Regions from separate parts of the Homo sapiens genome. Here region 1 is linked to region 2. Evidence: read pairs that join two places in POLR2A ChIA-PET (ENCODE). Cell type or tissue: MCF 10A. All regions are shown on one strand. Each heading gives the region's core, and the rest is flanking DNA. Links, peaks and the distances in the headings are about the cores only.

Region 1 (7,397 bases), core at 1,046-6,045, 58 kb before region 2:
AGGGTTATAAAAATTTAGTTACCTGGAATTTGTGCTAACTATGCCACAAAAGATGAAATGCTGTTTGGAGGCAATGATCAATTTAGGTTCAAGAAGAAATAGCAACTTGAACATTAAAAGTATCTGCACTTTCCACAAGATGGGTCAGTCATTAAACAAACCGACCCATTGTTTAGAATCTCAAATCATCCTATTACTCTTGTTACTTCTGAAAGCAATAAATGAACATGTTCCTCAAACAAAATTTCTTAAACAAATTAAATGATTTATATTTTTTTTAAATGCACACCACATCTGCATCAAAGAGCAAAAGAAAGACATCTTGCAGTAAAGAACTACTTGAGGAAGAATAAAAAGCAGAAGTACAAAGTGCGTAAAATGAGCGTAGTTTAAGATTTTGGAAGAAAAGACATTCTAATATCAGAGAGTTTTCCCACAACCAGAAACATCTGAGTTATCACTTGGTACCCAGTGTTTCTCATTTTCCCGTGCTCGAAGCTTTGGCAGGTGTCAAGATATTGGCAACATCACTTAAGGGCGGTATTGAGATCTCTGCTCTTGGATGTACTCATAGAGAGGGCTGGAGCGCACTGGGACACTGGCAAACTGATGAGTGCCGGGCTCCAGAAGCCGCCCATGGCCCTTCCCTTCTTGGGATTTTATCTCCCCGACTTGGCGGTGCCTCTGTTCCTCCTTCTGCTGGCGGCGGATGTGTTCTTCCCGTAATTTCCTTTCCCGTTCCTGGCGACGTTTCTGCTCCTCTTCTTGCCATAGTTCTTGTTCCTCACGACGACTCTTCTCCTGCGTGGCAAACTGCTCCTCCGCCCGGTACTGCCGGTCTCGCTCCTGCCGCAGCCTCTGCTCTTGTTCCTCAAGTTGGAGCTGCTCTTCTTCCCAGCGATACTTTCCGTCACGCTGTTGGGGGCGCAGCTGCTGTTCTTCCCTCTCCTGGCGTAGCTGTTCCTCCTCGCGGAATTTTCTGTCAGACTCTTGGCTGCGCAGCTGCTGTTCCTCCCTCTCCTGGCGGAGCTGTTCCTCCTCGCGGAATTTTCTGTCGCGCTCCTGGCGGCGCAGCTGCTGTTCTTCCCTTTCCGGACGGAGCTGCTCTTCCTCTAGGATTTTTCTGTAGCGTTCTTGGCGGCGCAGCTGCTCTTGCTCCGTTTCTTGGCGCAGCTGTTCCTCCTCACGGAATTTTCTCTCCAGTTCCTGGCGGCGCAGCTGCTGTTCCTCCTGGAGGAATTTTCTCTCTCGTTCCTGACGGCGGAGCTGCTGTTCCTCTTCGCGGAATTTTCTGTCACGCTCTTGGCGGCGCAGCTGCTGTTCCTCCCCTTCCTGGAGCAGCTGTTCCTCTTCACGGAATTTTCTGTCGCGGTCGTGACGCAGCTGTTGTTCGCGCTCCTGGCGGCGCAGCTGCGGTTCCTCCTCGAGGAATTTTCTGTCACGCTCTTGGCGGTGCAGCTGCTGTTCTTCCCTTTCCTGGAGCAGCTGTTCGTCTTCGCGGAATTTTCTGTCGCGCTCCTGGCGCAGCTGTTGTTGGCCCTCCTGGCGGCGCAGCTGCTGTTCGTCCTCCATGAATTTTCTCTCTTGTTCCTGGCGGCGCACTTTCTGTTCCTCTAAACGGAATTTTCTGTCACGCTCTTGGCGGCTCAGCTGCTGTTCCTCCCTCTCCTGGCGCAGCTGTTCCTCCTCGCGGAATTTTCTGTCACGGTCCTGACGCCGCTGTTGCCCGCGCTCCTGGCGGCGCAGCTGCTGTTCCTCCTGGAGGAATTTTCTCTGCCGTTGCTGGCGGTGCAGCTGCTGTTCCTCCTCGAGGAATTTTCTCTCTGGTTCCTGACTGCGCAGTTCCTGTTCGCGGAATTTTCTGTCACGCTCTTGGCGGCGCAGCTGTTGTTCCTCCTCCAGGAATTTTCTGTCACGCTCTTGGCGGTGCAGCTGCTGTTCTTCCCTTTCCTGGAGCAGCTGTTCCTCTTCGCGGAATTTTCTGTGACGCTCCTGGCGCAGCTGCTGTTCCTCCTCCAGGAATTTTCTCTCTCGTTCCTGGCGGCGCACCTGCTGTTCCTCTTCACGGAATTTTCTGTCACGCTCTTGGCGGCTCAGCTGCTGTTCCTCCTCGCGGAATTTTCTGTCGCGGTCCTGACGCAGCTGTTGCTCGCGCTCCTGGCAGCGCAGCTGCTGTTCCTCCTTAAGGAATTTTCTCTCCCGTTCCTGGCGGCGCAGCCGCTGTTCCTCCTCGAGGAATTTTCTCCCTTGTTCCTGATGGCGCAGTTCCTCTTCGCGGAATTTTCTGTCACGCTCTTGGCGGCGCAGCGGCTGTTCCTCCCTTTCCTGGAGCAGCTGTTCCTCCTCGCGGAATTTTCTGTCTGTCTCTTGACGGCGTCTCTTCTCTTCTCTTTCCTCTCTCAGCAACTGCTTTTCCTCTTGGGACTTCCTGTCGCGCCTTTTGGCTTCCTTTTGCTCTTCTCGCTCCAGCTGTTCTTCCTCTGGGAAATGCCTGTCGCGCTGCTGCCAGCGCCTCCTCTCTTGCTCACGATCTCGCTCTTGCTGTTCACCCAGCAGGTGCTGCAGATCTTGCTGGGATTGTCTGTCGCGCAGCTGGGAATCTTCCAACTGCCGGAACTGTTCATTCTCTCTGCCTTTGCAGTAAACCTTGTTATCACGAACTGCATTTTCTTTTTCTGGTTCCCACTGCCATTTCAGATCACTGCGCTGATCCTCATCCCGGTATCGCTGCTTCCTTTTCTGGCGCTGAAGCTCTTCCTCCTCCCGATACTGCCTCTCCCGCTCCTGGCGCCTTTTCTCCTGTTCCTCTCTCAGCAGCTGCTCTTCCTCCTGCTGCAGCTCCTCTTCCTCGCGGTATTGCCTCTCCAGCTCCTGGCGCCTTCTCTTCTCCGGTTCCTCTCTCAGCAGCTGCTCTTCCTCCTGCTGCACCTCCTCTTCCTCCCGATATTGCCTCTCCAGCTCCTGGCGCCTTCTCTTCTCCCGTTCCTCTCTCAGCAGCTGCTCTTCCTCCTGCTGCAGCTCCTCTTCCTCCCGACATTGCCTCTCCCGCTCCTGGCGCCTTCTCTTCTCCGGTTCCTCTCTCAGCAGCTGCTCTTCCTCCTGCTGCAGCTCCTCTTCCTTCCGATATTGCCTCTCCAGCTCCTGGCGCCTTCTCGTCTCCCGTTCCTCTCCCAGCAGCTGCTCTTCCTCCTGCTGCAGCTCCTCTTCCTCCCGATATTGCCTCTCCCGCTCCTGGAGTCTTCTTTTCTCCCGTTCCTCTCTCAGCAGCTGCTCTTCTTCCTGCTGCAGCTCGTCTTTTTTGCGGTACTGCCTCTCCCACTCCTGGCGCCTTCTCTTCTCCCGTTCCTCTCTCAGCAGCTGCTCTTCCTCCTGCTGCAACTCCTCTTCCTCGCGGTATTTTTTCTCCCGCTCCTGGCGCCTTCTCTTCTCCGGTTCCTCTCCCAGCAGCTGCTCTTCCTTCTGCTGCAGCTTCTTATCCTTCCGATATTGCCTTTCCCGCTCCTGGCGTCTTCTTTTCTCCCGTTCCTCTCTCAGCAGCTGCTCTTCCTCCTGCTGCAGCTGCTCTTCCTCGCGGTATTGTCTCTCCTGTTCTTGGCGCCTTCTCTTCTCGCGCTCCTCTCTCTGTAGCTCCTCCTCCTCCTCCTGCAGCAGCTGCTGTTCCTTCCTCAGCTGCTCTTGTAGGGCTGGCTTGGCGTACAGCGTGTGGCGGCGTCTCTTCCTTTCTTCTTCTAGTTGCCACCTCCATTTTTGGTCGCGGCGCTGCTCCTGGCTTCGCCTCCTCTCCTGATCCTCCTGGAGGCCGTCCTCCTCCTCCTGGAGCTGTTGGGCACGCTCCCGCCGCTGGAGCTGCTCCTCTTCCTCCAGGAACTGCAGCTCTTTCTCCCTCTCGCGTCGCTGGCGGCGCCGCTGCTCCTTCTCCTCCTCCTCCGGGAGAAACCGTTGTTCCCGCTGCTGGCGCTCCTCGGCCCTCAGCTGCCTCTCCCGCTGCTCCCGCAATGGGGGCCTGGCCGACAGCCTCTGACGGCCCCTCTCGCTCTTTTCCTCCGCCTGCCACTGCCATGTGAAGTCCCGGCGCTGCTCCTCTTCCTGCTGCTGCCGGTGAGCCCGTTCCTCCTCCTGCCATTGCAGCTCACTCTCCCGGCGCCGCCTCTTTTCCTCCTGCTCTTGGCGGCGCCTCTGCCCTTCCTGCTTGCGGGGCCTCGAGTAGACTTTGCTTTGCCGTGCGTCGGCCTCGCTTTCTAGCTGCCACTGCCACTTCGGGATGCGGCTCTTAATCCGCTCCCGGGCCTGTTCCTGCTCCTCCTCAGCTAGCTCCTGCTCGCGCCTCTCTTCCTCATGCTCGCGCTTCAGCCGCTGCTCGAGCCTCTCTTCCTCCTCCTCGCGCTTCAGCCGCTGCTCGCGCCTTTCCTGCTGCTCGCGCCTTAGTTGCTGCTGGCGCCTCTCCTCCTGCTCCTCGCTCTTCAGCAGCTGCTGGCGCCTCTCTTCCTCCGGCTCCTCGCGCTTCAGCCGCTGCTCGCGCCTCTCCTCCTGCTCGAGTCTCTCCACCTCCTCGCGCTTCAGTCGCTGCTCGAGCCTCTCTTCCTGCTCGCGCTTCAGCCGCTGCTGGCGCCTCTCCTCCTCGCGCTTCAGCAGCTGATCGCGCCTCTCCTCCTGCTCGCGCTTCAGCCGCTGCTCTCGCCTCTCCTGCTCGAGCCTCTTCTCCTCCTCGCGCTTCAGCAGCTGCTCGCGCCTCTCCTCCTGCTCGCGTCTTAGTTGTTGCTCGCTCCTCAACCGCTGCTGGAGCCTCTCTTCCTCCTCCTGGCGCTTCAGCCGCTGCTCGCGCCTCTCCTCTTGCTCCCGCCTTAGTTGCTGCTCGCGCCTCTCCTGCTGCTCGCGCCTCTCCTCCTCCTCGAGCTTCAGCCAACGTTCGCGCCTCTCCTCCTCCTGGTCGCGCTTCAGCTGCTGCTTGCGCCTCTCCTGCTCGTGCCTCTCCGTCTCCTCCTCGCGCTTCAGCCAATCGCGCCTCTCCTCCTGCTCGCGCTTCAGCCGCTGCTCGCGCCTCTCCTGCTCGTGCTTCTGCTCGTGCCTCTCCTCCTCCTGCTCGCGCCTCAGCTGCTGCTCGCGCCTCAGCTGCTGCTCGCGCCTCAGCTGCTGCTCGCGCCTCAGCTGCTGCTCGCGCCTCAGCTGCTGCTCGCGCCTCAGCTGCTGCTCGCGCCTCAGCTGCTGCTCGCGCCTCAGCTGCTGCTCGCGCCTCAGCTGCTGCTCGCGCCTCTCCTCCTCCTGCTCGCGCCTCAGCTGCTGCTCGCGCCTCTCCTCCTCCTGCTCGCGCCTCAGCTGCTGCTCGCGCCTCTCCTCCTGCTCGCGCCTCAGCTGCTGCTCGCGCCTCTCCTCCTGCTGCTCGCGCCTCTCCTGCTGCTCGCGCCTCTCCTCCTGCTGCTCGCGCCTCTCCTCCTCCTGCTTGCGCCTTAGTTGCTGCTCGCGCCTCAGCCTTTGCTGCTGCTGCTCTTCCTCCTGGCGCTCCCTCCTCAGCTCTTGCCGCTCCAGCTTCCGTAGCTGCTCTTCTTCCTCCTGGAGCTCTCTTTGCCGCTGCGGCTCCTCTTCCTGCAACTTCTCTTCTTCCTTCCGGAGCACTGTCTCGCGCTTCCTCCACTCTTTCTCTTCTTCCTCCTGGAACACTCTGTCTTGCCGCTCTCGCCTTTGCTGCTGTTTCTCCTCGCGGCCCTTCCTCCTCAGCTCCAGCAGCTCCCGCCTTCGCAGTTGCTCTTCGTCTGGAAACTCCTCAGTTTCGTGACCTTTGCAACTCTGCAGCTGCTCTTCCTCTGCACGGCGCTCTTCCCGTTCTTGCCATTCTTGCCTTTGCCGCCACAGCTCCTCGTCGCGGCGCTGCCTGTCGCGCTGTTCAAGTCGCTCTTGTTTCTCACTTTGCTCCTCTCCCTCAGCTAGCTCCCTCTCCTGTTCCTGCCTCTTCTGCCTGCGTCGTTGCCCAGGTTCTTCTTCCAGTTGTCTGTCCCGGGGCTCGAATCTCCTTTGGTCTTCTTCTTGCCTGCGATCTTGTAACAGGCTCTCCTTTCCGTCACACCGGGCTCGCTTCTCCTCATCCAGTCCCGTGGCCTGGCCGAGAGCATAGTAACAAGCTTGAGCCACTTTGAAAATAAATAGGAGGAATTCGTTGAAATCGACACGCCCATTACTGTCAAGATCCAGAAGTTCCAGGATCAGATCTACCGTCTTAGGGTCATGTGGTCTCTATAAAAATGGTGAAAACAAAAATTTTACAATGCACTATTTACAGGTGGTAAAATTATATTCACACATGATATATTTTATGCTATGCTGACATTCAAGAGACATTCAGAGCAATTAGAAAAATGTCCAGTGTGTATCAAGTTTTGTCCCCATGTAAAATGTGAACCCTCACTTTAAAGCATATATTCGTTTGAAATTTTTACATCTCGTAATTTAGTGCTGATCAAACCTAAGGAAGCAGGAAGAGAGACACAAAGTAGAATAGCAGGTAAGCCTACGCACCTTAGAGGCAGAGCCTGAGGTGAAGATTCAAAACAGCATCGTGAACTTGTGTGTAAAATTAACAAAGCTACTCAACATCAAGAAAGAATAACACAAGTTCGCTTTAATTGAGAAAGAATGAACTCATCCTTGAGAGAGATACAATAGAAATTTATGAGGATTTGCAGTAGCCATTTCTGTCTGAAGCAGCCAGTATTCTTGATTTGGTTTCTATTCCATATTAGAAAACAGAACAAAACATTTACGGGTAGCACCATTTTAATAGAGATCAGGCTGATCTCAGTTTTGAAATTTGGAAACAAATTTAAGTTCCTCCAAGTCTAGTGTGATTTGACATCTTTTGTGGTAATGTCCCATGAAGAGCTCATTCACATGGCCATGCCATCAAGTACATGAAATACTTTATTATTCAGACTACAATGTCAAGTAAGTACCTTTTGACTCAGAAATGAATGGGGGATGTAGTGTAGACCTGTTGTGGTGTAAAATGAATATAAAACCACCATTCCTTGCTCTGGTCTCCTCTGAGAATAAATCTCATAGCCTCAAGTCAATAGATCTCATTTTCTTGTTAGTTCTTACCCGAAGCACAGCTCCAAATTCCCTTTCAAGGAGGTTCTTCAGGTCTTTCTTAGTTAATGCTGCTCCATCACAATCATGAGAGACATACTGATTGAAAATTTCAGTGATGTCACAGATGCTTCTCAGAAGTGGAGACATTTTTTTTTCTTTCCTTCAAGTTCAAGTAAACCTAGAACAATAAAATAAGATCCAGAATCAAAATCCCGTTTCTGCTTTTGGGAAGGCTTCATTCACACTATTTCAGGCAGATCCCTAAATAATTTGAATTTATAGCGGTAATTTCAACCTGGACTTTCAGAGCACTTTAA
Region 2 (7,397 bases), core at 1,589-6,588:
CAGCCCAGCCTTTTCTTCTACTGTAGGCTTTTGTTTTTGGATACAAGAGCCAGCATTGCTCCTCTCCCCAACATCACAGGCCCTATCTTCCCCACGATAAAAGGAACTAGAAAATGTCAGAAATCACTGCTAACACAGCCCATGGAATTTTAGGTAATTCCTAGCACATGGTTAATAAGGCTACAGACCAAATCTGAGATCTTCAAAGTGGCTGACCATGGCAGAATTTGGATCATTCAGGTCAGGTTTCTGAGTTTCTTCTTTTACTTTTTGTTAAAGAGCTTTATTGAGATATAATTCACATACCATGCAATTCACCCATTTAAAGTGTACGATTCAATGTTATCTAGTATTGTTCAGCCATTGCCAAGATCCCCCTGTAAGAAATTCTGTCCCCATTAGCAGTAATCTGCCATTCTGCCCTCTTCCAGCCCCTGGCAGCCACTAATCTGTTTTCTGTCTCTATGGATTTACCTATTCTGGATATTTCATGCAAATGAAATCATATAATATGTGGCCTTTTTTTGGACTAGCTTATTTCACATAACATAATATTTTTAAGGTTCATATATGTTGAAGCAGGTTTTAGCACTTCTTTTCCTTTAAGTCTGAATAATAGTCCATTATAAGAATAGACAATGTGTCACATTTTGCTTATCCATTCATCCATTGGTGGCCATTTGGGCTGTTTCCTCCTTTTGGCTATTTGAATAATGCTGCTGTGAACATTCATGGACAACTTTTTGTGCGGATGTATGTTTTTAGTCCTCTGCAACTAGGCCATGCACCTAGGGGTGGAGTTGGGTCACATGGTAACTCCGTGTTTAACTTTTTGAGGAACTGCCAAACTGTTTTGAGTTTTTTTAAAAGAAATTTCTGGAGCAGGGTGGTTGGTTTAAAAGCCTTGACTTGAGGATACCAACAGGCTAAACCTGCCTGGCCAAGACACAGCTGGGCAGAGGCAAGGGCTGTGGAGTTGAACTGTGGCTCTGAATCTCCCAAAGGTCTTGCACAACCTTATGATCCAGCAGCTGCCAGAAAACCCACAGTAGTAGGCACCTGATAAAGGTTTGTTGACTAAAGGAATGCATATGTCTTGAGGTAAAGTGGGAGTGGAGGAAATGGGGTAGGGAAGATAGGTAAATAGCTTTGTAATCTGTGATGTTCCCATTGTATTTTAGGGATTCTTAGCAATTCCTTTGGGGTGCCATCAGTGTTTTCAGTTCTCTCACTGCCACCCCTCCCCTGGTCAATTCCATCAGGAAGGGAAGAGGTGAATTTAGGGATGATGGTATGTGGAAGCCAATGTTCAGGCATTTGCCTGTTCCCCTTTCAAGAACAGTCAGGTCTCCTGCTGATTTTCTTTGTAGCCCTTCCTGGCCTTTCCTCACCCTGGTGCACCAGAGATCCCTTGAATTGAGACTTGGAAGCCCTGGCTTCTCTCCAGGGCCCTGAATTCACTTTCAAGTGAACTTGGGAAAGACACTTCCACATTGTGACTTTATTTCCCCCCTTATCTATAAAATGAGGAAGAGGTTTGAAGTCACAGCTGGATGAACTGGATGACTTCCGCCTCTGAAAGTCTTTGTCTCCAGAGGTCTCTCGTGCTCTGAGATTCTGTAAAAACTTGTTTCATTTCTCTCTCCCCTCGTCATCTTTATTCCTGCCATCTCTCAGGAGAGGTCCTGGTTACTATTTGCTTGGACTTTTGTGTAAGTATCAATAGATCTTCCTGCCTCTAATCTTCCTTTCTAATTTATTTTCCACACTATTCTCAGAGGAATTCTCTCTTCTCAAGAAGGGTTATCGTGTCCTTTAAGAATAAAGGGTTATAATTTTCCATAAGAATCAAGCCCCAAAACTTTAACATGCTATTCAAGGCCTTCCATGGCAAGCAGATTTTTTTCAGTGATGTATTCTTCTTTCCAACCACACTGGACTTCTTGATGTTCTCTAAGTCAACCCTCCACTTCCTGTTTCTGTTTTTATTCACTTGGCTTCTTCTTCCTGGATCCTACTCTCCCTATCTTCTATCTAAATTCTAGCCATGTAAACACATCTAAATACTTACCTTTTCTATGAAAACACTTCTGAGTCTTCCTAGTCAGACTCTCCTCTTTCTTCCTGCATCCTCTGCAGTCATTTCATGGTGTTTATAATGCTCTATTTTGTATTCTTATAGATGGCTGGGTCTCTGCCTGTCCATCTCACTGGACTTGAGCTCTATTGTTAACAGTGGAGGGTGTCCAGGTTCTTGTCATCTTGAACAAAGAATTGGACAAAATGCACAAACAAAGCAAGGAAGGAACAAAGGGATTTATTGAAAATGAAAGAACACTCCATAGTGTGGAGCGGGCCTGAACATAGGGGCTCAAGGGCCCTGTTACAGATTTTTTGGGAGTTTAATAACCTCTACTTGGGGTACACCCTATGTAAATGAAGAGGATGAAGTAAAGTTACAAAGTCATTTACTTGGTGTATGCACTATGGAGAGAATATTTCCTCTCATAGCTGAAGTGGGAATCGGCCTTATGTTCCCTGCCTCCAGACCACATTTTTCTTCCTCACTATGAAGGAAAGATTTCTCCTCCTTTCTCTCTCTGTCTCCTATAAGCTCTCTTTGTCGTCCTCAAGGTAGGTGTTCTTTAAATGTGAGACTGACTGGCTCTCTCTAGCTCCAATGCCTGTGGTAGACTGAGATTCTAAAACATATAACTAGGCTTTTATTTCTTGTGGCTCTTTAGCACTCTCTGTTGTTGCCTATGTATAATTCTTGCCTCTGAATTAGATGACGAATTCTCTGAGGGAAGAGTCCTTGATTTCTCCTTCTGATTCTCCCATGAGCCCTGCCATAGTGCTGGGACCCCAGTAGGTGACTGAACTGGATGATGTTTCACCTCCACAAGTCCATGCCCCCTGAGCAGTATTCTTTTGGGATTTAGAACTTATTTGCAACTTGTTGGCTCTTGGAAATAAAAAAGAATAATGTGTGAAAATTCTAGAGCCTTACAGAGTATGGGGCAGGAAGATGGTGTTGGTAGATGAACCAGTGGTGGGCTGTGATAATTTCAGGAGGTTTGGGAGATGGCTGCTGGTATCTTGAAGAGTTTACATGCAGAAATAACAGAGGAACTGCTTTAGTTTCTCCAGAAATATCTGGATGCTAAAGTTTCCAGGCCAAACTGAGAGGTGGGACTTGAGGCACAGCCCAAGAGCCCCAGCTGTCACCAGCAGGGAAGCTGAATGTGGTCATGTGTACCGGGAGCAGCAGGCAAGTTGAAAGCAGTGATTGGTCAGAAGCAGATTCATCAGGGCTTCTAAAGATCATCTTGCCCTGCTTCTGACCCAGGTAGGTCAGTGCCCAGTCCATTCTTTGTAGGTGTCAATTCAAAGACTCCCCAGAGGAGCAGATGGCCCACTGTCCCCAAGAAGCTCATGCCTGTGTCTTATTCCCTTAGCTGTCAGGCATAGTAGGATGCCAGATCCAGGCATCTGGCAGGGATGAGAAAGCAGGCAGAGAGAGCAGGGAGAGAAAATCAGGTAATGCCAGGGAGCTTTCATGAGGGATTGAGTAAGGAAAGTAATCCTTCTGAGGTCTTTGCCAGTAAAGCACAGCGAGAGTAGTAGAGGCTACTAGGGGATGGTGTAAGGGCTTTGGTGGAGATTATCTGGGACTGGGGAGGGGTGCTGTCCCCAGTCCTCTGTGGTTTATTGCCTGGTCCCATAAGTGGGGGCAGTTGATGCTTGCATAATACACCTACTTGTCATGTCCACCTAGCAAAATCTTGGTGTAGTCAAGAAACAAGAAGATATGATCGAGGGGTTGGAAATCAAGTAAGAGTTTTCTCCACTGGTTGCCTAGTTCATTGATTCACTTATTCATTTATCTTCCTGACGAATGCTTAGTGAGGAAGATAGAACTGTTAACAGTCAAAAGGATTCTGGGAAGAGCTTATGGCAGAGCTGCAGCCACGTTGGAGTAAGAACAAAATTTCATCATCATCAATTCTTCTCACACAGTGGGACTAGCCCAGACAAGTGCTCTCTCTTCTGCTGCTCTTGCCCCTGATGCTTACACCACAGTGGCTTCACACCCTTCTGCATGCCTGAGCCATGACTTGGCTAAATTACCACACCACTTTGCCATGGGAATTCTGCCTAATCATCCTCCTTTAATCTTCAATCTCTTTATTGTGGTCACAAATGCTCCACATGGCCCCAGTCACCCTGCAGAAAAGAAATCATCAGCTTTCTGCAGCATCAGACTTAGCAGCATCTTCCTGTCCCAAGAGAAGAGGGGATGGGAGGATGGCATGGTTCAGGGCTTAGGGGAGGATAGGGGAGAAAAAGTGGAAGCAAAGGGAGAGGCCCAGGAAGGATTTTGTTGCGACATGTTACCTGGGCTGCACCTGCTGTATGCAAGAGAAGAGGCTGGGAGTCCCCTCTGCAGGGTGTTCATGCCCCATCTCTGTGCCACGAGGAGTTGGGCTGCTGAAGGTGAGTACAGGGAGGTTCCCTGTCATCTCAAACCTCTCAGGCTCCACAGTACTGTTTCAAGTATCCAGAGCTTTCCTGCCTTTGAAAAGCAAAAAGTTGTCTCAGGAGAGACAGTGTGATTTTTGCAAGGTCATGCAGGGTCACACAAGTTAATAGCAAAACTATAGTCAGAATTCAGACTTTCTAACACAAGCATATGACATGTATACTTGTCCCAGGACTCTATGTTCTATGTTTTCCTCTTGTCACATTTATGGATCCAGTCCAAGGCAGAGAGAACATGACTCTGAGGTCAGGCAGATCTGCAAGGGAATAGCAGTTCTTCTCAGGATTGTTGAAGAAATTAAATGAGCTCGAATATGTGAGTGCCTAGCCTAGTACCTGGCATGGGGGGTTATGCATTCAGTGTGTTGCTCTCCTTCCCTTCCAAGGTAGCCTGGCTGTTATCTCCTTTCTGGAAACTCATTGAGCATCAGAGATCTTGACCTCCTTGGGCACACTCCTGAGTTTATTTAGGCCTACATTTATAGGATGTGTCAGGAGCTCAAGTACTTTATGAACAGAGATTAATTGCTCTTATGATTTAATGCATTGGCCACCCACACTGGTGAGATGCTCCCTGAACTATGCTATTTGAGAAACAATGAAGGAACTTTGTGAGGCTAATAAGATTTGTGCTGTTAATTTAAGTCTTGAGGATGTGGACTACAGAGAGTATAACATTTTATAGAATTTGTTTAAAGCTACACTCTCATCTTTGCCATAACCTGGCCTTTCATAATACATTCCCGTGGCCACCTAGCATCATGGGTAAGGCTCTCATCAAATGCTTCTTGGAGAGCAATGCATCTTGCAGAACAGGAGGTGGGAAATTTCCACAAGGGAATGACTATGAATGGGGTGGGAGAAAGACAGGGAAGCAGGGGAAGATCATTTCCATTATTTGTTCAGTGGTGATTTTGGGTGAACATCTCTCTTTAGTCCAGAATGGGCAGGAAAATGATATGAATTGTAATTGTTGGCAAGTGCGAAATAATATATTTAGTGAGGAATGTAGTGTGAAGCACATGAAACTGCACTGTCAGGAAGAGAAGTTGAATCTGGGGTCAGAAGAACTGGTTTCCATTCCTGGTTCTGCAAACTGCCATCAAACTTGAAGGACTCATTCTGAGGCAGAGAATGAATAAATCATTACCTTTGTGAAGCATCAGAATCAGCAGCACTTTCCTGTCCCAGGAGAAGAGGGAAGGGGAGGATGGCACGTTTCAGGGCTTAGGGGAGGATAGGGGAGAAAAAGTGAGAAGGGAGGCTGACAGAAGTGTTGCAGACACTGCAACACTTGCATACTTAACACTGTATACTAAAGTAGATGTTAACCTGCGCTGCAATCTGTATATGCTGATTCAGCTGTAATCCAGTCGCTCACTTGTTACACTCTTACATTTTCACCAGTAAGTAGTCCTTGTGCCTCCTTGTATGGGTGGCCCAGTCTCTGATACTAGATCAGCAGCTTCAGCTTCATGCAGAGTCCTTCCTTTGAAAAACCAGCTTTTGCTTGATTTTATTATAGGATCTTGGTCTCATGTTAGTGTCTCTCTACCTCAGTCTTCCCAGAATGTAGGAATTCTTGCCCATAATATTAGGCCAGTACTTTTGTTCTAGGCTTATCTCAACAGACCTGATATCCACCTTTTCTCTTCCTATTACTCAGTAAGCATCCATCTTTAGATTGTGAACATACAAGACGCTGGCCTTTATAGGGCCTCTTATCTCTGTCACAGCATGGAGTTTTCATGAAAACAAGGGGCTGAGAACTCTGCTGGCACATAGTAGGCACTCAGGACAGGTTAGCTGCTTTCAATATTATTTTTCTGTTCGTAGATGTCTTAGCATGATTATTATTTTTACTGAAACCCACCCAAATTATCCATATGGAACAGTGGGCTCTGACCCAGGAAAGGGGGGCCCAGGAATTACTGTACTGCCTGTTGAGCACGTGCCTTAGTGTGTCCATCTGTCTGCTAACCTCTTGGCTGTGTCTACCGGCACTGTGTTGCCACCTCCTGTGCAGCACTCATCCTCTGTGCTGCTCTCCTGGCTTGCCTGTCCTCCATGCAGAGCTGTGGCCTTCCTAAGGGCTCCATTGATGGTTTATTCATCTTTGTTTGCCCAGCTCACAGCTCAGCTCCTAACGTACAGCATGCTCTGGGAAATGCCTTCGGGTGAATAACTTAAAAAGGAGAACCAAATGATGGATGCCACTGAACTGTGTACAGAAAATGAAACAGAAATACTCTTAGCTAACTTGGCTCTAGAGCCAGACTGCCTGGGTTTGAATGCTGGCTCTGGTGCTTATGAGCTGGATGAGCTTATACAGTGACTGGCACATAGTAAGCCCTCAATGAATGTAAACTATGATTATTTTTTATCATCATCATTATAAAAAGTCTTTAGTGGACTGGCTTCTTAAATACTGAGTGCAGTTTTGGCCTCCAAAACCCATAAGTAAGAAGTAATTTTGAAATATTAGAAAAAGTTAACTAGAAGGTGATGACAAAGAATCTCCTACTTCAAGGCCTCTGTAGTTGCTGTTTCCACAGAAATACTGTTCCCTCAGTCACATGATTTAATTCCTCATTTAATTCAAGTATTTACTCAAGTGTCACCTTATCAGAAAAATTTCTGGCCATCCTGTAAATAGCAAACTTTTCCCACTAATTCTCCATTCTACTACTCTGCTTTATTTTTCTTCTTGGCACTTATTACCGTCACTTGAATTAGTACATATTTGTTCATTTATTATCTCTCTCCCCCACTAGAAAGTAAGCACCTTGTAGCCTCAGTGCCTAGGACAGTGCCTGGCATGGTGGGTAAATGTTTGTTGATAGGATTGAGTGGTA

What was found. ChIA-PET counts read pairs that join two places held together with the same protein. Peaks named below come from ENCODE experiments on the same cell type or tissue, not always from the same donor. Only the 100,000 strongest peaks of a DNase experiment are listed, where the experiment ranks them.
Region 1: POLR2A ChIA-PET joins it to region 2 with 12 read pairs; 5 of 35 experiments call an interaction of 5 or more read pairs at or near these places.

What each region holds. Positions count from the first base shown.
Region 1 is chr1:152,106,854-152,114,250 of GRCh38, forward strand. TCHH (trichohyalin) reads right to left here. Exons shown (of 3, transcript NM_007113.4): 2 at 7,090-7,258; 3 at 1-6,225. The coding sequence starts at 7,227. The coding sequence ends at 532. Among named protein-coding and RNA genes, the nearest start is that of TCHH, 4.9 kb to the right of the region's middle. In MCF 10A, for the core only: no CTCF peak of the experiment used is centred there; DNase peaks (open chromatin) are centred at 3,638, 3,868 and 4,168.
Region 2 is chr1:152,163,924-152,171,320 of GRCh38, forward strand. No RefSeq gene overlaps it. Among named protein-coding and RNA genes, the nearest start is that of RPTN, 8.4 kb to the left of the region's middle. RefSeq lists an enhancer at 3,633-4,832. In MCF 10A, for the core only: no CTCF peak of the experiment used is centred there; DNase peaks (open chromatin) are centred at 4,098 and 4,758.